Linked DNA regions of Homo sapiens: all the other regions are linked to region 1. A link is an interaction called in ENCODE POLR2A ChIA-PET data of the cell type or tissue named here. Cell type or tissue: MCF 10A. All regions are shown on one strand. Region 1 overlaps LINC01344 (long intergenic non-protein coding RNA 1344). Region 2 overlaps GLUL (glutamate-ammonia ligase). Region 3 overlaps LINC01344 (long intergenic non-protein coding RNA 1344). Region 4 has its middle 27 kb from the start of ZNF648. Region 5 has its middle 120 kb from the start of LINC01344. Region 6 has its middle 130 kb from the start of ZNF648. Region 7 has its middle 120 kb from the start of ZNF648.

Region 1 (4,000 bases):
CTCTTGAGTATTGAACATGGGTTACAATGATATGTAGCTAATGCTTGAAGTGATAAAAGGAATGAAGTGGGAGGATTTAAGGGAGGGTGAAGGCATTTAAGGTCAATCCTGGAGAAGTTGGTGGGACTGTTTCTGGATTTCCTGTGGAGAAATGGGCTCCCACCCACTCTGCCCCCATCCTAGCACAGTTGCCACCAGGATGGGCCTCAGGAGAACCTGTTGAAGACAGGTGTTTCCAGAAAGGGTCAGTAGGAGGCCACCCACTCTTCTGCTAAGTGAACTTAGTCCAGATCAGAACATGTACTGCTCAGAGCTATGTGGTATAAAGGTTGGGCAAATATGCACTTTCACAGTGCTGAGGGCAAAGACCAAGAAGACTGGGACATGACCAGAAAGAAAGGTTATCACATGCTAAAAGCAAAGAGAAAAGGCAACAACAGTCACCTTTCATCTCATTAAGTGTATTTTCTAAAAAAATGTCACTTTGGAAGAAATTCCAAGTAGGAAAGTAGTTGGTCGGCCCAGGGAAGGTGTTGGTTGATTGTTAGCTTTTGATTGGTCCAAGATCCAGGAGGTTTTATGAGCAAAGAGCTCACAATCTCAACCCCCATGTCCTGATTACACTAGGCTCTCCCTGGAGGTTCTCTCTGGCTGGGATTTTAGACTTGAGAGGTGTAGAGAGAGCTAGGAACCATGGCAGTAGGGTAGAAAAAGCCCAGGCTTTGGAGCAAGCAGCCTAAGTTGGAACCATGACTTCAATCCTTATCATCAGGGTGACCTTGTTAAGATTACGTAAACTCCATGAGTCTCAGTGTTGTCATCTATAAATTGGAGATGATACTTACCTCAAAGGATTGAATGAAAGCGTATTTACAAAAAACTACCAATAGCTACTCAGCAAGTGCTCCGTCACCTCCTGCTTCCTCCTGCCCACCTTACTTTTGAGAGCCACCCTTGAGTAGGCAAGATAACCCATTATCATGGCTTCCTCCAACTCCTTCCAAATTAGAAACATTGTCCAGACTGACAATGATCTCAGCATTTTCTCTGTGATCCATCAGTAGGTAGGATTCTACCATTATGTCACCAAGCTATTGTACCCTGGGTATTGCATGCTCCAATCATTGGGTATAAGCTGGCCTGCCTTTGTAACTCTCAGCTGTTTACGTAGTTCTCTGGGAAAATACTACCTTTCTAGGAGCCATCAGAGGTAGTGCAAGCTTGATGTGGTTCCTGATCTTCTGTCCACCCTAAATCCCTAGTATAAAGGTCCTCAGTTTAAAGACATACACCCATACCAACACACACACACACACACACACACACACACACACACACACACACACACACAGAGTGATATGGCTAGGCAGCTGCTGCTGGTCAACATTAGTGAGATTTCCCTCTTGTGCTGTTGTAAACCACCAGCCATAGCTATTGTCCTGTCTTTTCTGGTCTCTCTCTCTCTCTCTCTGGCATATGAGTAATTCCTCATTTGCTCTTTTTTCCCTGAAGTTCATGCCCTCAGGCACCGCAGGCAACCTGGATAAATTTAGCTCTTCTCAGGGCCTTTTCCTGACTTTGTTCCATGACTGTTGAAGGTTTGGCTGCTCCCCAGAGAGAGCTTTGGCCTGGCTTCCCTCCCTTGGAGGTCTCATTTGGTTCTGGTGTCTGCTATGCCACTTGCATAATTGGTCATGAATCACTTCAGGTTACGGTATGTACTTTGAGAATCAATCAGTTTGTGCTCTTGGAAGCTGAAATCCTTCATTCCAGCTTCGCATCCCTTGGATCTCCTTCCCTGTGTTTTCCCTTGCCCTAAACAGCCTGTGGCTACTGCTCATAGCTGTCATGCTTACTCCCCATTAGGGCTAAGCGGGAAATGATTGGTTGGTGACTAATAAAGCCTCTTCCACTCTCTTCTCCAGGAGCAGGGCCTCAGATCCCATGAGCAGGATCCAGTACAGTGAGGATGTTCATTTAAAGTTTACTAGTTTGAATGGTTGTAGCTGAATATAAGAGAGGCTGGAGTCAAACTCCCTCTTTAAGCAATTAAATGAAAGAGAACTGCATGAAAAGGCCATTATGTGTTTAGACATGATCATCTTCAAGGATCCAAAGTAAGAATCATGGATCATGCTCAAGCTTTTATCATTTTAGTTACTATTTTCTCTCTTCAATATAGGCCATTGATAAATTATCCAATCAGCAAGCATTTATTGATCACCAGCTTTGTGCTAGTAGCTATGGGCATTTCAGAAGTGAACAGCATCATTCCCAGTCACTTATGGGGGGAAAAAAGGTATTTTTTTAAACAGTGAATTACAAAGGAGAGATAAGTGATACAGGAAATGAGAGCTATTTTAGGGGATGTGGGTGACACCTTTAAAGGACCTGACATGGACTCTGCTTTCCTGGGGCTTGCAAACTACATGGGGAGATTGAACTGACCCACATGAAATGAGACAAGAACCAGGGCCAAACAGGAACATTCTGAGGAGGCTTTACGGAGGCAGTAGGTTTATACGAGACCTTGAAAGGTGGGAAGGATTTGAATGGATACAGAAAGGAAAGAACTTACCAGGATGAAAGAACAGCATGAACAAAGGCCAGAAGAGAAGACTGGCACAAGTTTCACATATGTGTATGTTTTGGGGAGTGCCTGTAAAAAGCTGGTCTTACTCCAGCAGGAAATACATATGGAGGGGGGCAGAAAAACAGGCTGAGGATGGTCAGCATCCAGGGCCTTGAGGGCTAGGCATGACCCAGTCAACTTACTAGCAACAGACCCCCAACTGCAGGAGCAGGCTCCTGTTGGGAAGGGGAGACACTGACCTTGTTCCTTGTAGGAACCACTATGAATGGCCTCTTCCCAGTCCCCATATTCACCTCCACCCCAGTTAGCTGCCCTTGCTATGGAAAACCACATTAAAAAGAGTCGTGAAACCAAAGTGATCTACTCCAGGCCAGTGAGGCAGTCTCTGCACATGCCCCACTGGGAGGGTCTCTCTCAGTGCCTGGGGCTGCAGACACTTGTGTGTGGAGTCCACTACTTGTTGGTAGTCGGGGCCACCACAGGCTATGGCTTCAAGAGGCAGTGAGATAAACAGCTGTGCCCTGGATAGAAAAGTACCCAGACACTACTGCTTGATTATTTTCCTGGCATGCAACTGGGACCAGTGGCCCAGGTGTCACTGCTGCCACCCTGGCTGATCCACAGAAAGAAGGGTCAGATCTATTTTAAGGATCTGTTTGCCCAGTCACATGGAGAAACTGCTACTTTAAAAACAGCTATTTACCAGGAAAGTAAAGGCCCCTGCAAAATAAAAGGTTAGTATACTATCCCTAGTAACTCTTTAAACCAAAGCAAACATCCAGGCAGGCCATGTTTGCACTGCACCGTTCTTGCTTTCTGCCCTTGGTCACTTGATTCCCAAGGTTCTTGGTTGATTTCTTCCTCGGAGTTAAGCTGAGAAAGAGCAACTGGTAATATCAAAGCACAGGGGTCTCTAGAGAGCAAGGGAGTTATAAACACACAGCAGTTGTATTGTTACTTGAAGAGTTTGTTACTATTGCTCTATTGTTACTTTGGTTGGTTTGTTTTAGGAGAGTGAAGGAGTCTGATCAGGCAAAATCTGAAAGAATCTGGAAGATCTAAGACCCTTCAGCAGAAATGCGCCTTCTACCTTGTATTAGTCCGTTTTCACGCTGCTGATAAAGACATACCTGAGACTGGGAAGAAAAAGAGGTTTAATGGACTTACACAGTTCCACATGACTGGGGAGCCCTCATAATCATGGCAGAGGGCAAGGAGGAGCAAGTCATGTCTTTCACAGATGATGGCAGGCAAAGAGAGAGAGCTTGTGCAAGGAAACGCCCATTTTTAAAACCATCAGATCTTGTGAGACTTACTCACTATCACGAGAAGAACACCATGGGAAAGACCCGCCCCCAAGATTTAATTACCTCCCACCGGGTGCCTCCCATGACACGTGGGAATTAT
Region 2 (4,000 bases), 87 kb after region 1:
CCTCAGCCTCCCAAAGTGCTGGGATTACAGGTGTGAGCTACCACACCCAGCCATTTTTTTTTTCGAGGCACAGTCTCACTCTATTGCCCAGACTGTAGTACAGTGGTGGGATTACAGCTCACTGAAGCCTCCATCTCCCAGGCTGAAGCCATTCTCCTGCCTCAGCCTCCTAAGTAGCTGGGACTACCATACTCGGCCCATTTTTAATTTTTGTAGAGATGGGGTCTCACTATGTTGCCCACGCTGGTCTCAAACTCCTGGGCCTAAGTGATCCTCTCACCTTGGCCTCCCAAAGTGCTTGGATTACAGACATGAACTGCCACACCCAGCCAAGAAGATATTATTAAAGGACTTATGATATTAAAGGAATCAAAGGAAACCAAAACCTTTCTCCCTAGGATAACACTTTAACTTTGACTATTTTCTCAGGGCCAAACTGCTCATTGTGGTAATTTAAAGATAGTTCCACAAATTCTTTGATACCTCTTCCTTCAAGAAATGGAGCTTTCCCTTCCCCTTGAATATGGACGAAATTTAGTGATTCACTTTTAGCAAATGAAGTATGGTAAAAGTAATGGGATGTCCCTTCCAAGATTAGCTTATAAAGGAACTGAGGCTTCTCTCTCTCATTTTCTTCTTTGGATCACTCACTCCGGAAAAAGACATGGCATGGGCAGCGCTATGAAGAGGCCCACATGGCAAGGAACTGAACCCAGTCAGATCTTCAGAGACTGCAGCCCTCACAGTCTGGCTGCAACCTGCTAAGAAACCTCAATGCAAAAGCACTCGGCTAAGTCACTCCCAGATTCCTGATCCTTCAAAATTGTATAAGATAATAAATATTTCTTATTTTAAGCTGCTACATTTTGGGGTAATTTGTTATGCAGCAACAGATAGTACACTTGTGATGCTTTTATTTATTTATTTATTTATTTATTTATTTATTTATTTTTGAGGTGGAGTTTCACTCTTGTTGCCCAGGCTGGAGTGCAATGGCGTGATCTTGGGTCACTGCAACCTCACCTCCCAGGTTCAAGCGATTCTCCTGCCTCAGCCTCCTGAGTAGCTGGGATTACAGGCATGCGCCACCACACCTGGCTAATTTTGTAGTTTTAGTAGACACAGGGTTTCTCCATGTTGGCTAGGCTGGTCTCGAACTCCCGACCTCAGGTGATCTGCCTGCCTCGGCCTCCCAAAATGCTGGGATTACAGGTGTGAGCCACCACACCCAGCCGATGCTTTTAAATGATATATAAACCCTCAGGGTTAGAAAGTGCTGGGCTGAGTTACCTGAGGATGATGGTTATATAGCTTTAGGACTCCTAAAGCACAGAAGCCAGAGCCCTGGAACAGAGAGAAATGGTTCTTCCTAACCTGAAATAAATGTATGCTAAATCATTTTATGATTAAATATTCCTATCACTACTAATATAAAATGCTGCCTCATATGCCCCTCCCTACCCCTCCATGACACCCAAATGCTGTGTTAAAATATGGCCAGGCATGTTGGCTCACACCTGTAATCCCAGCATTTTGGGAGGCTGAGGTGAGCAGATCACCTGAGGTCAGGAGATCAAGACCAGCCTGGCCAACATGGTAAAACCCCGTCTCTACTAAAAATGCAAAAATTAGCTGAGTGTGATGGTGCATACCTGTAATCCCAGCTACTTGGAAAGCTAAGGCAGGAGAATCCCTTGAACCCAGGAGGCAGAGATTACAGTGAGCCGAGATCACGACACTGCACTGCAGCCTGGGCGACAGAGCAATACTCTGTCTCAAAACAAAACAAAACAGCTTGTTCATCTTTTTCCAACTTCTCCAACACTGAATTCAGCTGTGAACCTTGATGACAAATAACCAGTCATAAGTTGGAGGAGCTCTTTTACCCTCTAAGGTAGCACATTTAACCAAAAACTGCTTAACTTCAATATTGGGTGTGATGGTTCACAGCATAAAATTCCAAATTTGGAAGGAATTTTGGGGATGTCATAGCTTATCTCAGGCTGATTTTGTAAAGAATGGTGTCAATTCCTGGAGGAGTGAATCACTTAATGACACAGATAATCTAAGTATATTCCCAACCATCCTCTTCCAAGAGAAGGGAAGAACCTGGAAACTCAGCAGCTTCCAGGACATAGCATTTCAGATGACCACCCCAAAGGCCCTGCATTTGGCATCAGGAAGAGGAGGATATTTCTGAACTAAGTAATTTGGAATTTACTGCAGGAGTGAGGCAGCTCATACACAAACCTTTAATACCTATGATTAATACTATGATTAATAGGCCTCACACCCCAGCCTTCTACCTACTTTCTTTAGCCAGTGACATAGTAGTGACCTTTCTCTGATAATGTAAACAACAAACATTTATTGAAGGCTTCCTTGGCTAAGTGCTATGCCATAGCAGTATTTATATAAAAATGTTAATAGATTGGTAGTTTCTGGATCTTAGGCCCACCTAGGAATGAGCCTGGTGGTAGATTGTTTGAAGAGATGGATCCTCTCTTGCAAAGGAAGCTCTGGAAAAGTGCATTCTCTTACTGTACTGTCTCTCTAAATTTAGCTAATTAGATCACAGGTTCCTTCCCAGAGTCCAGGCAAGTGTTCACTTCTTCCAAAAAACGAAAAAAGGAATCCTTTTCCCTCTCCTCCCACAATGTGATACTACATTTCATTCTGTAGCCTTATTTAAACAGTTACCAAAACAGCTCACAAAATCATTTGAGAATAAACTGGGATACATAGCAATGGGCCCAGGAGTCCCCTTCCTTTTGGTGCTGCCAGTGACAACCTTTAGCTATAAAAGGAGGGTCATAAAGGAGACTTGACCATTCACTTGACCACCCCTCATTCATATGCTTTCCCCAACACACCAAACTAGTGCCTATTTGACCCCCATTTCATTTGATTATTAATTTTTTCACATCTTAAATGCTGATTCAATTTACTGTCAATAGAGGAGTAAAACAGAGTCACAGAGAAGGAGTTATTCTAAACCTTTATTGAAAGGCAAATGCAGAAAGCCTTCAACACAGAGGATAGATTTAGTGACTGAGGGCCCACTGGAGTTTAACTAATAGATCTGCTGACTACGCCGTACAGTGGAGGAAACACGCTGCAATCTCAAGACAATGCAGGTAACTCAATCTGAAATCCATCAAAAAGAGGACAACTTGCTCAGGTACAAGGCCCCTGAAAAGTAACTCATCAAATGACAATAGGAACTGTGTGGACACTCCCTCTGTAACATGCACTAGGATATCACTCTCCTATATTAGAGGAGCTCCAAGCAGTGTATCATGCTCAAATATTTATTAATTGACAGTGTCCGACAACCTCCTGTCCATAAAGCATGGCAGAGTGGGTAATTAATTGGAAAGAGTTGGCAGTAGAACTTTAAGAACAATTATACCTTCTACATCTTACCACTCCCCATTCCTAGTGACAACTTTCTCATCTCGGCGAATTCTCTTGTGTACTGTTTCTGGAACATATATTACTAAATTCCTGTCTCCTTTACAAAATGCTGTATCTTGGGCAAAAGACATATGTATTGTGCTTGTATTGTGTATCTAATGTGTACATATATGCATATTCTCACAAATATGGTATACATTTATATTATGCATGTGTATGGACATATATCTGCATATTGTAAAATGAAATAGAATTTTTTTTTTCTTGAGATGGAGTCACACTCTGTTGCCTAGGCTGGAGTGCAATGGTGCAAGCTTGGCTCACTGCAACCTCCGGCTCTTGGGCTCAAGCGATTCTCCTGCCTCAGCCTGCCACTCGGCAGGGTGGGATTACAGGTGCTCACCACCAAGCCCGGCTAATTTTTGTATTTTTAGTAGAGATGGGGTTTCACCATGGTGGCCAGGCTGGTCTCAAACTCCTGACCTTAAGTGATCTGCCCACTTTGGCCTCCTACAGTGATGGGATTACAGGCTTGAGCCACCATGCCCGGCCTGAAGTAGAATTTTTTTAAATGAACGGTCGG
Region 3 (4,000 bases), 73 kb before region 1:
AATGGTATGATATTGGCTCACTGCAACCTCTGCTTCCCGGGTTCAAGCGATTATTGTGCCTCAGCCTCCCAAGCAGCTTGTATTACAGGCATGCGCCATCATACCTGGCTAATTTTTGTATTTTTAACAGAGATGGGGCTTTATCATGTTTGCCAGGCTGGTCTCGAACTCCTGGACTCAAGTGATCCACTCACCTCCACTTCCCCAAGTGCTGGGATTATAGGCATGAGCCACCACGTCTGGCATGAAAGATTTTTGACTACAGAGTGACCCGTTGTGATTTATATTGTAAAAGATGCCTCAGAACCAAGTGTTTCTGGAGAGGTGCCCCCCAGTTAACACAATGAGGCAACCAATCAATCAAAACATCCTTTAAAAATATTTCACAAGTCTAGCTAATAGGAAGAATGCATCCCTCCCATTCACTGGTCATGAATTAAGCTGTAAAATAATTCAATGTAGGTTCCCAGAGAGAGCTGCAAAATTTGCATTCTAACTCCACTGCCAAAATCAGCAAGGCAGGAACAGTCTTTTAGAAGTATCAGGTCCCAATTGTAAGTGGACAGCCCAAGTGCATATGCAGACAGCATGGTTTTATTACACTAACCAGGAAAAAGAGCTAAACACTAACTACAACAAAACAAAAATTATTGTCCTTGCATGGGACAGCCTCCAAGATTTAATTGGTTGATATCCAATAACTCTTTATGGTAGATGAATCATACAATTTCCTGAGAGTTCATTTAAGTCTAATTCATTATAGTGGCCCATGAGGAAGCCATGCTACTTGGAAGTAGACATTCCACACAAGTCTTACAAATGTTTTTCCCAAGCTGTGATGGCTCAACTTGAAATATTCATGCCATTCTAGCCCAGCAAATTTTGGAGTTTTCATTAAGCATAGATCCTAGCGGGTCACCTGTATTTAGAAGAAGCATGACTTCCTTCCTCATCAGATTATTGGTAGGCTCCTTTATTGCTATAACACATGTCCTTCCACCCACTTATCTAGTTTCCCAAGCATATGCATTTGTCTTTAATTAGCAAAATAGAACAGCTTCCTGGAAGTCTAACTTCAACTCTCAAGTCATACCAAAAATCTAGCTGAACTTATTATATTTATTAAGCATTTAGTTAAGAGTCTGAGAAACATGATATCTATCTATACCTCTAAATATTTTAATTTTTATTGTCAGATTAGCCTGGAATACCAAATACCTGTAAACTTGAACCTCATCACCTTACCATCTCAAATAAATGCCTTTACTATATTTATGTTTTTGTGGAGGGGGTTGGCTTTTATCAAAAATTGTCATGAGAATTCAACTTTTTTGTCCACTCTGAGATTGATATAGAGAACCTTATATCACTTAATACCTCCTCCTCTTAGATAATGAGAATTATTCTATATCAATCCTTCTGTCTCTTTTTCTTTCTTCCTTTTTGTTTCTTTTCCCTTTCTTAATCTTTTTCTATGACAACCATAGTCTTGGTCAAGTTTTATATTTAATCCCAGCTACTGCTTTGCCTCTTATGGTGGCTGGAAATTAGTTTTCTCTTTCTTAATTGTACATCCCCATTTAAAATCTTTATTTCATTAATCTGAATGTTTCCAGTTCATGAAAAAAGTCATTTAAAAACAGGATGCAAACAAATTAAACTAAATATGTTTTTCTTATGTTCTGAAGTATTTATCTGCTTTGGATGGATGGTGAGTTGTGAGCACATACCAGCCAACAGAAGGTTAGGATAAAAGATTTGATCTACAACACTAACACAACAAAACAAAAATGATTGTCCTTGGATGGAATAGACTCCAAAATTTAATTGGTTGATATTCAGTAACTCCTTATGGTGGATGAATCCTACCTTTTCCTGAGAGTTCATTTATGACTAATTCCTTCCAGTGACCCATGAGAAAGCCATACTATTTGGAAGCAGACATTCCATTCAAGTCTTACAAACATTGTATGAGTCCAGCTAACGGAATTCAGAATGATTCGGAGAAGCGCTTTTTATTAACCTACTTAAGACAGGCAGTGTTCTCTCTTCTTCATAGATTTACCTTTGAGGACAGGCACTGGTAAGAGCATTGAAAGAGGAGTCAGGTTACACAGGTTCTAATAGCTGGCCTCTAAATAGCTATTGATCATGGGTAAGTTCTTCCACCTTTCTGGGACTCATTTTCCTCATCTGTAGAAAAACTCAGACTAGAGAAATACGAGGCTGCTTCCAGGTCTACCATCTTATGGTTCTCTAACTTATTCTATAAAAGGTATAGAAGAATGGTTCCTGATCTCAAGAAGTTTAGATTTCTTCAAAGGAGGTAAAATAGCAGCCATGTCCCATTTCTGAAGAATCACAAATGTACAAGTAGATCTGCATATTGAAAGTTGAAGTTTATCAGTCAGGGATGGTGGCTCACACCTGTAATCCCAGCACTTTGGGAGGCCAAGGTGGGTGGATCATTTGAGGTCATGAGTTTGAGACCAGCCTGGCAAACACAGTGAAACCCCAACTCTACTAAAAATACAAAAAAAAAAAAAAAAAAAAAAAAAAAAGAAAGAAAGTTGAAGATTATCAATATGACAATGGGTTGAGGTAAAAATATTTTGCCTTTGTTCTTTTTTTCTTTAGGATAGTCTAATATAATTTGAAAAAAAATAAGATTTCATGAATTAATCACCCTCAGCATTTTTAGATTCAAACAAACAAAAAAACTTCTGTTATTCCTCCTACTGGGTGTGAACTTTCTTGCTAGGAGCATTGTGTCCTGTACACATAGGACAAGGAAGGGCAGGACTGGACAAATATTGATCTGAGTGCTAGTTGAGATGAGCTGTAAAAAGGATTACTCAGAATGGAAATATGTAGTTTGAAAAGTGTAAGGGGAACACACTCATACACTGATCATAGAATTTTAACTCCATATAAACTTATGAAAGGAAGGAGAGCAGTAAACAGCAAAAACCTTAAAAATGTGTGTTATGGGCCAGGCGCGGTGGCTCATGCCTGTAACCCCAGCACTTTGGGAGGCCGAGGTGGGCGGATCACCTTACGTCAGGAGTTCAAGACCAGCCTGGTCAACATGGTGAAACCCCGTCTCTACTAAAAATACAAAAATTAGGACTGGGCTGGCAAGATGGAAGAATACGAACAGCTCTGGTATGCAGCTCCCAGTGAGATCAATGCAGAAGGCGGGTGATTTCTGCATTTCCAACTGAGGTACCTGGCTCATCTCATTCGGACTGGTTAGGCAGTGGGTGCAGCCCACGGAAGGCAAAAAGAAGCAAGGTGGGGCATCACCTCACCTGGGAAGTGCAAGGGTTTGGGGAACTCTCTCCCCTAGCCAAGGGAAGCCATGAGGGACTGTGCCCTGAGGAATGGTACATTCCAGCCCAGATACTATGCTTCTCCTATGGTCTTTGCAATCCGCAGACCAGGAGATTCCCTTGGGTGCCTACGCCATCAGGGCCCTGGGTTTCAAGCACAAAACTGGGCAGCTGTTTGGGCAGACACCAAGCTAGCTGCAGGAGTTGTTTTTTTGTTTTTGTTTTTGTTTTTCACACTCCAGTGGCACCTGGAATGCCAGTGAGCACTGTTCACTCCCCTGGAAAGGGGTCTGAAGCCAGGAAGCCAAGTGGTCTAGCTCAGCGGATCCCACTCCCATGGAGCCCAGCAAGCTAAGATCCACTGACTTGAAATTCTCACTGCCAGCACAGCAGTCTAAAGTCGACCTGGGATGCTCCAGTTTGCTGGAGGAAGGGGCGTCCACCATTACTGAGGCTTGAATAGGCGGTTTTCCCCTCACGGTTTAAACAAAGATGCTGGGAAGTTTGAGCTGGGTGGACCCCACTGCAGCTCAGCAAAGTCACTGTAGCCAGACTGCCTCTAGATTCCTCCTTTCTGGACAGGGCATCTTGAAAAAAAAGGCAGCAGCCCCAGTCAGGGGCTTATAGATAAAACCCCCATCTCCCTGGGACAGAGCACCTTGGGGAAG
Region 4 (4,000 bases), 200 kb before region 1:
TTTCCCATCTACACTCTGCCAGAAAGTCCTTCCTCTCCTGACCCCGCCATCCAAACCCTATGTGTTTCAGGAAATCATTTTTCAGATGCTACCTGGGGACTCCTGCAGCTGCTGTGCATTTTCTTGGAATCTCTCATGGAACCATGCATGATGACTGTTTCTACATCTCTGCATGGGAAGGAACTCAGGGATAGAGGGCACCCCGTTCCATCCCCATCCCAGCCCCTAGTGCAGGGGAAGAGAGCCGTGGATGTTAACTATTGTGAGTACATGACGGGAAGGAGAAGGTGGTGGCGCCTCAGGGTTGACAGGAAGGGACAGGAAGGTTTCATCATGGAGGCAGGAAGGGGGCCGGGCCCTGAAGGATGGATTCCATTTCTAGGTGAAAGTCACCAGCATGTTATCAGAGCGTCCTTCTTAAGTAGAGTCAGAGCTGCGCTATTTTGAGTGGAATGAAGGTGGTCTGTGGGTTGGAAAGGCCAGTCATGATCCCCAGTCCATTTTGTGGGTGCCCCTGGTTGATCCCTAAGACAACTTCCTGGAGTGTGTGCATTGACCACAGATGTCAGGGCCTGGGCTTCTCTCCTGAACCCAGTTCACACCAAAAAAGGACATGAAGGACAAGGACCAAGAGAGGGCTGGAGGCAGAAGTGCTCTCAGAGCGGACACAGGGTCCCACCCCAATCCTTGTGCCTGAAGCAGAGTTGCAGTGTGGCCGCTACTGGCACCAGTACAGCAAAGCAACACCCTAAAATCAAAGCGGGAACAGCAGGAGATGGAGCCCGTGTCTTTGAGGACCTCAGAGGCAGAACTTCTGGTTGGGGCCTGAGGACTTTTGCACTCTCCTGAGCACCCTTGCCTTTTCTTGCCACCGCAAGGGAGATGTTATCTTCAGACTCTGGGGCTATTGCAAGCTGCTGCTCTTCCATGAAAAGCTTGGGGCCTTTGCTCAGTGAAGTCAGGATGTTTTGAGATTACAGGGAGGGTGGAGGAAACAGGAGGGCCCACAGGGTGGGTGAAAAACCTCATTCTCCGCCCTCTCAGCTCCACCCTGCATGCACTACCAGCATTCTCAAGGCTTCCTTCTCAGTTTGTGTAAGACAAGGAAAGCCTGAACCAGGGATTCCCCTCTCAGCCACCCCAGCTGCAGCCCCTGAGGGTGGGTGTGCATGCAAGGGACAGGGTGGGGAGCCACAAGCTCATCTTCCACCCCTCCACAGCTCATCTGGCCTTGCCTCTATTGCTTGGGGAAAATGGCACCTTGAGGACAGAGTATGCCTTGCTTTCTCCTAGGAGAATGTTCTCTTTCTGTACTCGCTGATGGAGCTCTAGCTAAAAAAAGTATATTTCCCTGCCTTTTCTTTCTTCCTCCTTGAGGGCCTCTCTGTAGACTTTATCAGGCCACACTGATGAGCTCAGAACAGAAAAGTTATGGCTATATGGGAGCAGGCTCCTCCCTCATAGCTCCTGGTCAGATCTGGACATCTGGGGCAGCCGCGGATCAGAGCCCCAGGCTGGCCCTGGACCAGACCCCTGCTCCTCTGTCCCAGGCTGGCCCACTGCCTCCATGAGTCACTAAGGTAACCAGGAGGGCAACCACAGGGGAAAACAACCACCCTTATTGCCCCAGGTGGCAGTCCCAGCCCAGGGCAAAACTGGGGCATTACTTCAACTGTACCAAAGTCAGGCCTGTGCCTGGGGCTGCAGGAGGCGGCTGCAAAGAGGCTGGGCGGGGCAGCAGGAAGCCCTGTGGAACTTGCGTGTGTCCTGACTTGCCATTTCTGATGTCAGCACCTTCAGATGCCCTTTCATGGGGTAGGAACTGGGAAGGGCAGAGGTAGTAACATCTGAACAAAGCTGGGTGAATTCCCACGGAAGACGGAGCATCGAGTCGTCAATGCCTTTTGGTAAACAAGTCGCAGCTCTTCCGTCTTGGCTCATCCTCATGGGCACATCCCAGTGGTGTTCCCTGCCCACCTCTGCACCCACATTTTAAGGTGTGTAATCTGCCTCCAGCTCTGTCCTCCCCACCTCAGAGCCTTAGGATCTCTGGCTCTGACATTCAGTGCAATGTGTGCCGCCTGGTAGGCGCTCAGCGTTTTGAGTGAAAGAATAAATGTTTAGGTTTCCAGCAGCACCCCGTGCTGCTGGGATCACAGAGTGGCTGCTAAACCCAGGGTGTTGATTTGAGTGCCCAATGGGTGCTCCTCCGAAAGTAAGGGAAGTGACCCTGTGGAGCTGTGGCAGAGGTCGCATCCCCTGAGTTGCTGACCTTGCAGAGAAGCACAGGGTGCTCCTGCCTGTGGGTTGGGTGAAGCACCGTGTATATCTTTATCTCTGCTTGGGGGCCTGTTTCCTCCCCTTGACTTGTGCCTCCTCAATAGCAAGCCCGAGTCTCATTTAAGCTTTGAATTCTAGCACAGAGCTGGGCCCATCCATTAGATGAAGTGTGTTTACAAGTCTGTTCCGGAGTCGGTGGTGCTCCTGCTGCTTCACCTGGGCTCAGGACACCGAATACAAGATGCGGTTTCAGGATCTGGAATCCGCAGAGCCAGTGGGCTCCATAACCTGGGTCTGGGTGCCATGGCTAGCATCGTTGGCTGTAAGGAAGCTGTTCTGGCAGTTCTTGATGGCCGCTTCCCTAGCATCTCTGTGACAGGAGCCCTGAGAGAGGTCCTCTTCCTCCCTTTCCTTAACATCTGCCCTAGAGCTCGGCTGAGCTTCCCTGGGCCCTTGCAGCCCTGGTAGGCCTTTAGCACACAGAGTCAATATTTGTAAGATGCTCTGATGAGTGGCAGGAAGGGAATATACATTCTGTTTTATAGAAGGCAAGAGAAATATCAGAGGGAAAAAGTAAGCTTGCTCTTCATATTTGACCCCCACAGTGCCTGGAATGTGTGAGACGGATCCTGCCCTTTCCTTCACCAAGCCACCTAGCAGAACCCATGCCATCCAGGGCATCTGCGAGAGAAACACCTCTCCCAGCCTCCCCTGAGCAGCCCACTAGCGCTGTGGATTCCAGATCCTGAAACTGCATCTTGCACTCGGTGTCCTGAGCCCAGCTGAAGTGGCAGGAGCACCACTGACTCCAGAACAGACTTGTAAAGAAAGAAGGTATCTCCCAAGTCAGCCACAGAGGCTCATGGTTTCCTGCTCCATCTAGTCCTGGGTGTTTGCTTAAATGGGCACTGGCTGACATGACTGAAACCTCATGCATCCATCACACATTCACCCTCAACAAAGACACAGCCCCTCCTTTAAGGCCTGTGCTCCCTGTACATACACAGTGCCCTGCAGCACAGAGAAACCACATGAATGGCCTTCTTGGCTCAAGGAGTCAGGGAGTAGGGGCCTGCTGAGCATGACCATGTCCAGAGAGTGGGGACCCCAAGAACTGTAACAGCCCATTGGACAGATGTGGGCAGGAATGGGGACAAAATCACCCACAGTCTCAGACCCCAAATGAGGTGTGAATATGAAATCCATGAAAACCTCATGTGGAGGCCAAAAGACTAACTAGATTCCCATCTCATCTCTCCAGGCCAGAAGCCTATTATCCAATCCTTCCTCTCATTGCAAGCCCCAGAAGTAACAGCAATTACAAAATAAAGAAAAATAAGAACTTGTCAGCTCCAATTTTGGGGTTTGAATGTGGTCTCTGGGGAATGATCAGACGGTGGAAGCAGCTGTGGGCAGGGACTCCTCATGCAGCGATGACTACTCACTAACCCAGGGCATGCATTCGAGGTAAACCCTGTGGGATTCAGGGCTTGTCCTGCATCTCACAGTTGAGCGGGCAAGAGCCACCTCTGCCCAAGTGAGGCTTTGTCCCGCACGTCATCTGTATGACCTTGCTCTAGGCTGCTCAGGGACGGTAAGATTTTTGTTCTTGAGGACTGGAGCAGGTGATGGCCCAAGTGCAATGAGTTCTGTGGGCATCAATGCTCAAAATAAACACTAATGCACTACAGTCCCTCCCACTTGAGAGGCCCCTACCTGT
Region 5 (4,000 bases), 93 kb before region 1:
CCTATTGCTGCTGTAACAAATGTAGTGGCTTGAAACAACCTAAATGTATTCTCTTACAGTTCTATAGTTTGGAAGTCCAACATGGATCTCACTGGCTCAAATCAAGGTGTTGCCAGGATGGCATTTCTTTTGGAGGCTTTAGGTTAGAATCTGTTTCGTTGTATTTTTCAGCTTCTAAAGATTGCCCACACTCATTGGGTTATGACCTTCTTCCTCTCTTTTGAAAGCCAGCCAGCAACACTGCATTTCTTATCAATATTGACACCTTACCTACTGAATATTGCTTTGGTTCTAAGATTCAGGGTTTTGTGTTTCTGTGGTTGTTTTATTATATGCATCTCTTCCCAACTGTATGTTCAGAGACATCTCATTGGTAGCTTGAAGTGGCATGGTGGTCTTCAGTATGTAGATATTGGGGTGGGTCATTATTCTAACATACTGCTTGACATGGTCATTTAGTGAGACTTCAGGATCAAAAGGTATGATGTTCTACAGCTTTTAGTATCCCCATCAACCAAAAACCAATTAATTTCTACCTGTTATCAAAGAAGGAATGCTTTAATTGGTCATTGCCAATTTTGTTTTTTAGTTTATTTTTTTCCTAGAATATCACAACAGGGATCCTCTTCTCTTTGATTCATTGATGGATTCCAATATCCTAACAACACATGATAGATGTTCAATAAATATTTGTAGAGTAAATGAATAAGATCTGCCTGAAGCTAAGCCACTATCTTCCTGGTAGGTGATTCCACTAGGCTTTCTCCATCATTTGTATTACAAAATCTTTGTAGGAAAAGAATTAAGCTCCTCTCAATAACTCTTTCTTCTGCAGACTCATAGTAATTTACAAAATACCTATATTATAAGGGTGGCAATTATCTGTTATGGTAATTTATCTTATACATGTGTGACTCTTCCGCTGTAATGGAAGCTCTTAGAAATCAGGGTTGGTGTCTTTGTTTTGTTTTCATGTTTATTTCCTTCTCAAAAGTAATATTTCCTTTATTTTTATTATCTATTCCTATGAATGTGTTACATGGAAAGCTGAAAGAATTGACCTTGCATATGCTTCTTAGCTGGAGTGCAAGCCCCTTTGCAGCAGGTGTGATGGACAAAGCTGTACTCCAAGACTGTGACAGTCCTCAGCCCTGTCAAGATTTCAGGCTCAGCACATGTTCGTTGAAGGAATGGTGTTGGCTTTCCCTTTGAAAACCTTGGAGGGACTTCAGCAAAGGCCAAAAGAGGAAAAGCTGAATTTCCTCCTAAAACATTTCATGGTCCCTGCCTCCCACACATATAGGAGTTTCTAATTTTGGGCTTGGCACCAATCGCCTATCAAAGCAAATTATTCTTTAAAAGGCTTAAGTGGGAAGCCAGCCCAAGGTTTTGTTTTGACAGAATTGTACGTCTGAGTGGGGCTGACCATGTTCTTGGCCTTGGCTGTACTCTCTTGTGACACAGAAATAACCTGAACTCCTCTGATGTAACAAGTTTTGAGAAGTTCTGCTGAATTGATTGACAAATCTTTCCCAGGACAACTTGAGATTCTCAATGTACAACAAGTATATCAACGATGATGATCAAATTAAAGAGCTTTTCTTGGATTTTCCTGTCACTCCTGGCAGAGGTAATATGGAAAACCCAGGCCTTGAGAAAAACATGCTTAGAGCATACTTTGGCTATTTGCTGTAACATTACTTTCCAAATTTTCCGAGAAGCTTTAAGCTGCTAACATAAGCATAAATGCTGCTCTACTGCAGCCACCATGAAATAAACAGCAGGCTGGGACACAAGAGCCGGCACACTCTGAACCAGCTTTCTGGGGAAACTCCCTAGGGACCCAAGGTTGCATAAAATTCAACAGGAAGGCAATCCAACATCGTCCAAATGCTCTTTCCCTACCATAGGGTTCTATCATGTTTGCCAATTCCTGCTTGCAAAATCAATCTATTAATATCATGCATGAAGATGCTTCTCAGAAAGTAGTTTTTATTGGTATAGGAGGCAGCTCCTCCAGGGATAGTTGGAGGTCAGAGTCGTATGTTCCAGAACCCTCTGTCTTTAGGTTGAGGCTAATTGACCAAGACTCCAAGAAACATTTTTTCTAGTCAATCAAGGTCAAAACTTAACGTGCTTGTTTATATTGGGGGAATGTGCATATAATTACATATGTGTTATGTATGTTTATTTAAAAAGCTCCTTGTCCTGAGGGCAGAGGGAATGATGCTGCCTCCTAGTGGGAGACAAATTGAGAGACACAGCCATTTAGAATAGGCTGGAGGAATTGAAGAGGAGCCTCAGATCCTAGGTAAAAATGCAGACTCTACTCTCTGCTGCTTAACGATCTAATTCTATATGAGACACAAGATCTCTTTCTGAAGGTCTATACAGCCTCTCTTGGTAGCCATTCAAACCTACCAATCAACATATTTTTGACAACTTCCTATTTGTTCAAACATGTGCCTGGAATCAAAGAGGACACCAAGTGGCTGGGCATGGTGACTCATGCCTGCAATCCCGGTCACTTCGGGAGGCCAAGATGGGAAAGTTGCTTGAGTTCAGGAGTTTGAGACCAGCCTGAGCAACACAGCAAGACCCTATCTCTATTTTTAAAAAGAAAAGAAAAAAAAGAGGACACCAAGAAAATATTAGGCAGGAATTTTGCCCTCAGAAAATGTATGCATCGTTCAGTAGAAGAGACTGGTTTGTACCTTAAAACAATTTGAGATAAGCAATTCTTCATCTCTATGGTTCAGTTTATGTGTCAATGGCTTAATCTTCTTTTGGACTCCCCTGTCCCCAGGAGCAAGCCCAAACTCCTTAATCTGGCATTCAAAGGTGTTTATAATCTGGTTTCCCACCCACATCCTACTCAACCACATTTCTTGCCATTTCTGTTTTGCGTTCCATATTTCCACCACTCCTGAAACTGGCTTAAGGGTAGGCCCTTCAGGTAAGCCAATTGCTAAGGCTTTCTAACATATGAAATCTAGCAAGTCATAGAGAAGAGAATTGTCAGACAGGGCTTCTTGTGAGATCCTCTAATAAACTGCTAAGGGTGGGAAGTGATATCCCCCAGTGACATGCTTAAGTAACAGTAAAAAAAAAAAAAAAAAAAATCCAAATGGCTTTCTAAGAAGAGTAGATTCACCAGATATCAGAATTTTGTTTGATTGAGTCAGGGACCAAGGAGTTGACTTACTTGGGAAAATAGAGAAGCACAATTGCATATTGTCATCAGAGAGCCCTCTTTATCCACTGTTGTAACATCTAGCTTCTCCTCTAAACAAAATTTACTAAAACTGGTCAAAAGAAGCACCTAATTATTAGCCAGCTGACAGTGGGCTGGCCATGGCTTACTGAACCACCTGTATTCTCTGGATTTCCCACGCTCTGTCTGTGCTTTTGATAGTTTTATCTGGAACCACCCCACTGCTACTCTATATCAAGTTAATCTCAAAATGCAACAAAAGCTATTGCCTCCATTATAAAACACTCCCTGACTTTATGCTACCCTCTGGCCTAACCTGCTCTGTATTAAGTGCTAAGTCTTTGTGTTCCCATTGACTTTGATGTACATCTCTTATCCCAACACTTTATTAAAATAAGCTTTTGGTGTCTGGTCCCTTCGCTAGGCTCCCTGATGGCTATGAGTTGTGTCTTCTTTTTCTATGTACTAAAGCATCCCTCCTAGCTACTGGACCTTTGAGTATATTAGTGCCCTTTTTTAGGATAGGGAAATGGGAGATCATTGAGAATACCTGAGTAGTTGGATTCATAGGAAGAGACCTGGGTTGGGTCCTGGCCAATGGATTGGTAAGATTTGAAGAGGCAAGGGGAGGTCCTTCTTCCAGGAGAGTGATTGTGAGCAAGGGTGTGTGAAAGAAACAGTAAAGGACACAAGCCCACCTATGAGAGGCAAAACATTCTTTCATATACCTAATGAAGATCTAACAAAGTCCATTTTCTTTTGCTCAGTTCTTCCCAGAATGTCAAA
Region 6 (4,000 bases), 100 kb before region 1:
CAGGAGTTCAAGACCATCCTGGCCAACATGATGAAACCCCCATCTCTACAAAAAATACAAAACCTAGCTGGGGGTGGTGGCATGCACCTGTAGTCCCAGCTACTCAGGAGGGCTGATGTGGGAGGATCATTTGAGCCCAGGAGGTGGAGGTTGCAGTGAGCTGAGATCACATCACTGCACTCCAAATCCTGTCTCAAAAAAAAAAAAAAAAAAAAAAGAAAAGAAAAGAAAAGAAAAGAAAAGAAAATGAGGCTTGAGAGGTTAGATATCTTGTACGAGGTCAACCAGCTGGTAGTGGTAGAACTGAGGTGGGTACCCAGTATCTCTGAGTCCAAACTGTAATGCTTCTCCAAACAGGAATCCTCCAGTAATTAACAATAATTCCCTCCCATGGGGCATCTTGGGATTCCAACAGGAAAGAAGAACCACTGTCAGTTATGAAGCAAGGGATTTATTATAAAATTTAGACCTTACATAATTATGGAAGAAGCAGAGAAAGTGAAGGTGCCACTGGAGAGTTGAAAGATCAGAGCAAGAGTAAGTAACAGTTATGCATGTCCTACTGCAGAAGTGAAACTGCAAAGGCAAGCTCATGGGAAGCCCATGAGAAACTGCCTCCACTGCCAATATATGGCGATAGGCCTGGACTCTCAGACCACTGTTGATCAGTGGGGTCAGGTAGGAAGATAGGTAGAATGTAGAGGAGATGACAGCAAGGACAAACTGGAACCTGCCAGCACCTCTGCATCTGTCGTCATGTCTAATCACAATGACTTTCAGAGGTAATCATGCTGCTTCACTTTAATCTTTCAAATCTCATGCACATTTCTTTTTTGACAACTCCAATCAAGAACCATATCGGTGGGGGGAACTCTGGGAAATATACTTCCAGGTTAATCAAGTTGACATATGCAAACCATCCTGCCTTAGTCTGTGTTGTGCTTTCATAAAAGAATACCTGAGACTGAGTAATGTATAAAGATTAGAAATGTATTGGCTTATGGTTCTGGAAGCTGGGAAGTCCCAGATGGAAAGGCTGGCATTTGGCAAGGGTCTTCTTGCTAAGTCATCTCATAGTGGAAGGCACAGGGGGCTGGGGACCAGGGACCAAACTCACCCTTTTAGAATGAACTCAATCCTGTAGGTTTGTATTAATCAATTCATGAGGGTGGAGCCCTCATGGCCTAATCACCTCTCACTAGACCTCACCTCTCAACACAGTTGCAATGGAGATTAAGTTACCAGCACATGGTTTTTTGGCAGGCACATTTAAACCTTAAATGTGCAAACTTCTTCCCATGTATTATCCTCAAAAGCAGCAGGGCATGTAATCTACTGGAGATTCCATGCATTATCTATGATTCTTAGGGTACAATAATGCTTACAAAATCTAAGTATTAATTGGTTCACTTGTAATTCAATAACTTAGTATGTGGCTGTTATTCATTTACTTTCTTTTTCCTATTTCAGAAGATCAGAGGAGGGCTTACCATTTTAGTGCTGACCATTAGTTTAAATAAAAAAGAAGTTAATTTTAAAAAATTCATTACAGACAGACAAGATGATAAATTTTTCCAGCATCAATGCATAGATAACAATTAATGCTTGACATAGATTCTATTTAAAACAAAATAATGTTTTAAAAAATTCTTCAGTAGTGGTATGCTAAGGATTCCAGCAAAGCCAAACAGCCTTCAGGCATAGGATGAATCATCTAATTTGTTTGTCAAGGCTCATTCAGCTGGAAAGGGCTGTACTTTCATGCAGGGAGAATTTCTAATGGCAGCTTTCTGGTAGCAGGCATCACACCACCGGAATGATATTAGCAGCTCACCACCAAAACCAGTGGGCAAACTCCTTTACAGCTGATTTATGGGTATATTAGTCAGCTCTGGCTGTCATAACAAAATATCACACACTGGATGGCTTCATAGAAATGTTTTCCCCTTAGTTCCGGAAGCTGAAAGTACAAGACTGGGGTCCCAGCATGATCAGGTTCTGACGAGGTCTCTCTTTCTTGCTTGCATATGGCTGCCTTCTTGCTGTGTCCTCCCATGATGGAAAGAGAGAGGTTGGGGTGGGGAGGAGAGAGTGCATGAGCTCTGGTATCTCTTCCTTTTCTTACCAGTGCACTAATCCCAACCCATCATGAAGACCTACCCTCGTGACCTCATCTAAACTTAATTATCTCCCATACCATCACAATGAGCACTGGAGTTAGAGCTCCTACATCTGAATTTGGTGGTGGGACACAATTCAGTCCATAGCAACAGGCATTTCAGACGGACCTGGAACCTTGAAGTTCTCAGGTTTCCTGCCAGCCTGACTGGACCCACAGTCTTTACACTGAACCCATTCTCTTCTGCCTTGGCTCAACATTCATCTCTTATTGGTTTTAATGTCACCAGGCTAAGAAATTCTCCTTCAGCCAAGAGTCTGATTTTTTTTTTTCAACATGAAAATCCCCATGGATATTTAGAGGGAAAAAAAGCAGCCTTCCATGAGTGTATGGCATAAGGCAGAAGGAGGCAGGTGCCCTGAGATGAGCAGATCTGTCCTCCACCTAGGAACACCATTCAATCACTCATTATACAATTATTTTGAGCATCTTCTCTGTACTAAGCACTGTGCTAGATGATGTGGGTACTATGGAGAATAACATAGATGACTCATATCTTGATGCAATGGACTGAATGTTCATGTCCCCCAAAATTCATATGTTGAAATCCTAATCCCCAATATTATGGTATTAGGAGGAGGGGTCTTTGGGAAGTGACTAGGTCATGAGAGTAGAGCCCTCATGAATGGGATTAGTACCTTATAAAAGACACCCCAGAGACTCTCTTACTCTCCTTCCAACAGGAGAGGATACAGTGAAAAGATGGAAAGTGTGCAACCTGGAAGAGAACCCTTGCCAGAACCTGACCATGACCACTCCAGCACCCTGATCTCAGACTTTTCAGCCTTCACAACTGTGGGAAATAAGTTTCTGCTGTTTATAAGCCACCTAGTCTATGGTACATTTGTTAGAGCTGTGCAAACTGACTAAGACACTGCACAATGCCAATTTCAGATACTCTGTCACATTTTCCAGGCTAATAAATTCTTGTCTGTTACAATTTTGTCTGCCATTGTGACTTTGGAGAAGAGAGTGACATATTTATTTCTCTATATTTTCTCCTTTCACATTCTCTCATCCTCATCCTACTATAGGCCTCTGTGGCTTCATCTAAGTAAATTAGAGAGCAGGGACCTATGCTTTATCGCCAGTTCCCTAAAACTATTTTCTTGTCATTGGCTTTTGGAAAGGCAAGACTGAAAGCAGCAATGTCCTCCTGTGGTAAAAACTGGTCACAATGTCTTACTGCCCGGAACCAGGAGATACCTCTCTCAAGTCTTTCACAGGCTCAGATTTTAAGTCTCGTTGGCAGTCTCTCCCTCTTCCTCTCCCTCTCCCTCCCTCTGCCCCTCTCTCTTTTGAGATGGAGTCTGGCTCTGTCTCCCAAGCTGGAGTGCAGTGGTGCAATCATGGCTCACTGCAGCCTGGACCTTTTGGGCTCAAGTGATCCTTCTGCTTCAGCTGCTTGAGTAGTTGGGACTACAGGCATGCACCACCATGCCTGGCTAATATTTTTTGTAGAGAGGAGGGCTCACTATGTTTCCCAGGCTGGTCTCAAACTCCTGGGCTCAAGTGATTTTCCCACCTTGGCTTCCCAAAGTGCTGGGATTACAGGCATGAGCCACTGTGCTCAGCCTGCTATCTCTCTCACTTAAAGAAACAAACAAACAAACAAACAAAAATAGAGATGGTGATGTGGATTCAGGTGGGACAGAGATCTGAAATCACCTCAGAACCAGCAATTGCTCTGATCAGAGTGACCCTACACTGACCCCTTTTCACTCAGACATTTCCAAACTCCAGCTTCTTGGAGGCAGTGGTTGGTGTAATTGGTTCTTTACTGGGATTCTAGCACAGGGGTATTCAATCTTTTGGCTTCCC
Region 7 (4,000 bases), 110 kb before region 1:
ATTAGCTGGGCGCGGTAGTGTGCGTCTGTAATCCAAGCTACTTGGGAGGCTGAGGCAGGAGAATCGCTTGAGCCCAGGAGGTGGAGGTTGCGGTGAGCTGAGATTGCACCACTGCACTCCAGCCTGAGTGACAGAGCAAGATTCCATGTCAGAAAAAAAAAGAGAGAAAAATATGAAAATATGCTTTTTTGCGCGTTACTCTTTCTGACTACTGAAACATAAACTAGCATTTACTGCATTGTGATGCTCTGCCAGACAAACTTTCCTCATCTATAAAACTCGGTTCATTTCATAGATGAGAAAGCTGAGATTCATGGAGTTTAACTACCTGCTATAGATTATACAAGCACAATCAGTCCAGAATTTAAGTTCCTGTCTCATGGATATACTTTGAACTTTCTCATCTTGATGGTATGACTTCTTACGCTTGAAATATATTACCCTTTTTTTCTATGAAAATTATTATTTCTCTAAAGTCAAAATGCATTAACCATATTAAATATGGGCTCTTTCTTCTCAAGCGCCTGTCAGATTGTGAAGGGAACAATCCAATGCTCCTTTTTTCTTTCCTTAGGGGCAGAGGTTTTTGGCACCGTTTGTATCTCCAGTGTCCTGATTCACTTCTGTGAAGAGCAAAGGCAACTGATGGATCAATGCTTGGAGCAAAATGCAGAGAATCACTTCTTTGGAAGTGATTAGCATCTGACATTCTAAAAATGGATGAGCAGAGGGATTAGCCTTTATGCAACTGGGACCCTGAAAAGCAAGTATTAGGTTGGTGCAAAAGTAATTGTAGTTTTACCATTAATTTCAATGGCAAAACTGCAGATGCTTTTGCACCAACCTATATATACATGAGCATACATAGACATTGAGGAATGTATATCACTACACAAAGCCACCAACAGCCATGTTTGTTGGAGGAAGGATCGCCAAGGATCTTTTCTGTGTCCTCTTGGGAGATACAGGAGTGGTAGAAACAGGCCCCTACATGGTGAACACACTTAACCGGTGGCATTCTGACCCTCTCACTGCCCTACCATGGCTTTCAGGCTAATTTATTGATTCTCAGTGCCTCAATTTTCTATTTTAGTGACAGAAACAGTATTGTTTATGTGCTAAACTGACTCCCTATTTACTAGCCCCGTGATTTTGAACAATTTGCTTTATTTTTCTGTGTCTCATTTTCTCATCTGTAAAATGTAGCTGCCATGACACTGATCCAACATGGTTATGATAAGGATTTAATGAACTAAGATGGGTAAAGCTCATGAATGCTGCCTGGTATATAGCAAGGGCTCAATAAATATCTTCAGTTATAGGACAATTGTACATACATACATACATATATATATACACATATATAGATATGTGTGTGTGTGTACCTATATATTTTTCTCAAATGTGACAGAACTGCTTGGTTGTCCTTTTCCATGTAACAAACATAGTAATATAAATAAAGTAATAGTTGGGAAAAAACAATCTTACAATAGTCCCATAAAGTACTGAGCCACAGAGAAGTTAAATATAATGCCCATGTTTATAGAATTCGGAATGATTGCACAGATTACACAATACTTCTTTATTTTCCTGTCCAGATCTGATAGCTTTAGGTGAAGTGGGGAGAATGAGTCATAACTGGCAGGTATCGGAGGGGGGCTAATATCTCTGGCTGCTTTGCCTTAAACACATGATTTATTCCACCCAGCAGTGGCTGAGCTGAGCCTTGAAAACAAGTTTGCCTGGTTATATCCATGCTCACTCTGCTGCTCAGCCTTCTTAGTGCCACATACGGTCAGGAACCCTCCCTCAACAGTGAGATGTTTGTGGGTTTGCTGGTTGACACTGGAAAGGAGAGTGTGGTGACAAAATGAGCTAAGGTGAGAGCAGGGTGTTTCAAAAGCAAATACTGCCTTCTTTACAAGCTTGCCAACTCTCAGAGGAAAGACTGTGATTCTGTCTTTGTGGACCATGGAAGTTCCCTGCACCTTTGTCTATTACAGGACTGTCTTGTCTTACTTATCTGAATGCCCCTAGTGCCCAGCCCAGAGCCTGGTGAATGGTCAGTGTTCCATAACTGTTGAATGGCACTAGATACCAACCATCTTAGCCCTGGAAAGAGCTTGAGTGATCTAAGTTGGAGGGAAGCTCAGAAATAATAACACCTGAACTCCTGCTGGATACAGGAATCTCCTCGCATTATAAATCAAAGAGTGTAGTGGTTTAGAGCATAGGATCTGGAAACAGACTTTCCTGGGTTTAAGTCTCAGCTCCATCATCCCAAATCCTGTAAATATGGGCAGTTTATTTAACTTCTCTGTGCCTCAATACTTTATAGGGATATTGTAAGATTTTTTTCCCAACTATTATTTTATTTATATTACTATGCTTGTTACAAAGAAAAAGACAACAAAGCAGTTCTTCCCCATTTCACAAAAAGTTTCCAATCAACACCAATTACATGGTGATAAATAACTGGAATGGTGACACCTTTGGGTCAAGACTGGCAAGGAAAATGCTATGGTTCATCTCCAACAAGAATATGGCACATTGGCCGGCACAGGTAATGCCAAAACTGAGTCCTTAGTGCTCGGCCCAGATTTGGATCTCTTCTCTGAAGGTAGCAAATCAGGTAAAATAATTGGGTTTTTAAAAAATAAGTTTAAAATGAAGCTCAAGTTAAAAACCCATGCTCTTGACATATTTCCTTTCAAATTTTATATAAAACACACTTTTCCACTCTAATAGCCCAGATTTTTTCTTTACACAGCCCATCACATGGTTGCAGACAGACTCTTCTGCCTTAAGATGTAAACATAGGGAAAAATTGATGACATCTGCATAATACTCTTTCCACACTCTGCTATTACATGGAAAATACAAAACTTTTTTTAAAAAAAGAAAGAAAGGTTCCATCTTAGATTCTCACAACCTCTTGTTCCACAGTTTATGAACCTGACTCTGATACTAAGTTGGCAGTGTGTGTAAGCAGATTTTTGTTTTCAGTGAAGGAAACCTGGAAAAAGATGGATTGAGCTCATTTTCTTCCAAGAGTTATTGAATGGTACATGCTCCTCAAAGCCCTCATTCTCTCTAACTAGAGCACATTTCAGAATCACACAGCCTTCCTTATAATGCTGGCTGTCTTCAGTGGCAAACTCACAGATCCATCCCAGTTGGCTGTTGCGGTTTTTGTAGCTCACACCTTGAACCATGTGGCAGCCAGTGAGCATGATCCGATCTTGAACTTCACCATACTGTAGGTTAACTACTTTGTGACAAAGAAACGCCCTGCTAGTGGTGCCTGTGCACCTAGTAGAGATGAGCTGAGTTCTGAGCCATTGGTCAGGATTATATCACAGTTTGCACGAGAAAACAAATGGGTACTGCCAATATAATCAAGGAAAATTCTGCCCATTTTTGGAGCTGAAATTTTAAAAACCTGCATAGGTGAGTAGAATAAAGGGGTTGCAAGAACACACCAACCCTCCCTACAGCAAGTGAAAGGTAGGACGCAACCCACAGTGGACATAACTGGGCTGGCCTGGGCTTCCCTTGATGCTGGGTTGTGATACTGTAAGATTTTAATAAGATAATATATTTAGCTTATTTAAAACAATGCCTGGTACATAGGAAGTGCTCAATAAATGCTGACCTCCTCCTCTTCCTCTTTCTTCTTCCTCCTCTTTTTCTTCCTTTTCTTTTCTCCTCCTCATCACTCCCTTCCTCTTCTTCTTCATCTGGCTTCTCCTTGGAAATCCTCAATGACAGAGATACACTGAGGCAAACCTACCTTCTCTTTATTTCCATTCATTGATGTCCAACCTGTCTTCCCATGAAGGCTTTCAGACAGCCAAAGATAGCTATTAGTACGTCCAGAACCTTCTGTAAAGTCACACATCTACACTTCTCTCTAATCATGTTTTCTCATTCCATGTGATATCCAGATTTTTTTCCATTTGTTTAAAGCCTTTTCATTGCCTATGGGTGATGCCTTAGT

Evidence for each region. Peaks named below come from ENCODE experiments on the same cell type or tissue, not always from the same donor. Only the 100,000 strongest peaks of a DNase experiment are listed, where the experiment ranks them.
Region 2: POLR2A ChIA-PET joins it to region 1 with 32 read pairs; 8 of 35 experiments call an interaction of 5 or more read pairs at or near these places.
Region 3: POLR2A ChIA-PET joins it to region 1 with 22 read pairs; 2 of 35 experiments call an interaction of 5 or more read pairs at or near these places.
Region 4: POLR2A ChIA-PET joins it to region 1 with 10 read pairs; 3 of 35 experiments call an interaction of 5 or more read pairs at or near these places.
Region 5: POLR2A ChIA-PET joins it to region 1 with 22 read pairs; 6 of 35 experiments call an interaction of 5 or more read pairs at or near these places.
Region 6: POLR2A ChIA-PET joins it to region 1 with 13 read pairs; 2 of 35 experiments call an interaction of 5 or more read pairs at or near these places.
Region 7: POLR2A ChIA-PET joins it to region 1 with 16 read pairs; 2 of 35 experiments call an interaction of 5 or more read pairs at or near these places.

The regions. Positions count from the first base shown.
Region 1 is chr1:182,288,612-182,292,611 of GRCh38, forward strand. The region is part of intron 2 of LINC01344 (long intergenic non-protein coding RNA 1344); the gene reads right to left. Among named protein-coding and RNA genes, the nearest start is that of LINC01344, 23 kb to the right of the region's middle. RefSeq lists enhancers at 3,115-3,614, 3,293-3,437 and a cis regulatory region at 3,359-3,370. In MCF 10A, no CTCF peak of the experiment used is centred here; a DNase peak (open chromatin) is centred at 1,680.
Region 2 is chr1:182,375,113-182,379,112 of GRCh38, forward strand. GLUL (glutamate-ammonia ligase) reads right to left here. Exons shown (of 7, transcript NM_001033044.4): 7 at 2,986-4,000. Among named protein-coding and RNA genes, the nearest start is that of GLUL, 15 kb to the right of the region's middle. In MCF 10A, no CTCF peak of the experiment used is centred here; no DNase peak of the experiment used is centred here.
Region 3 is chr1:182,215,331-182,219,330 of GRCh38, forward strand. All of the region lies in intron 2 of LINC01344 (long intergenic non-protein coding RNA 1344), which reads right to left. Among named protein-coding and RNA genes, the nearest start is that of LINC01344, 97 kb to the right of the region's middle. In MCF 10A, no CTCF peak of the experiment used is centred here; no DNase peak of the experiment used is centred here.
Region 4 is chr1:182,086,480-182,090,479 of GRCh38, forward strand. No RefSeq gene overlaps it. Among named protein-coding and RNA genes, the nearest start is that of ZNF648, 27 kb to the left of the region's middle. In MCF 10A, no CTCF peak of the experiment used is centred here; a DNase peak (open chromatin) is centred at 1,702.
Region 5 is chr1:182,195,935-182,199,934 of GRCh38, forward strand. No RefSeq gene overlaps it. Among named protein-coding and RNA genes, the nearest start is that of LINC01344, 120 kb to the right of the region's middle. In MCF 10A, a CTCF peak has its summit at 2,224 (motif pointing left); DNase peaks (open chromatin) are centred at 1,847 and 2,247.
Region 6 is chr1:182,184,781-182,188,780 of GRCh38, forward strand. No RefSeq gene overlaps it. Among named protein-coding and RNA genes, the nearest start is that of ZNF648, 130 kb to the left of the region's middle. In MCF 10A, no CTCF peak of the experiment used is centred here; a DNase peak (open chromatin) is centred at 1,771.
Region 7 is chr1:182,179,679-182,183,678 of GRCh38, forward strand. It overlaps the pseudogene YPEL5P1. Among named protein-coding and RNA genes, the nearest start is that of ZNF648, 120 kb to the left of the region's middle. In MCF 10A, no CTCF peak of the experiment used is centred here; a DNase peak (open chromatin) is centred at 1,653.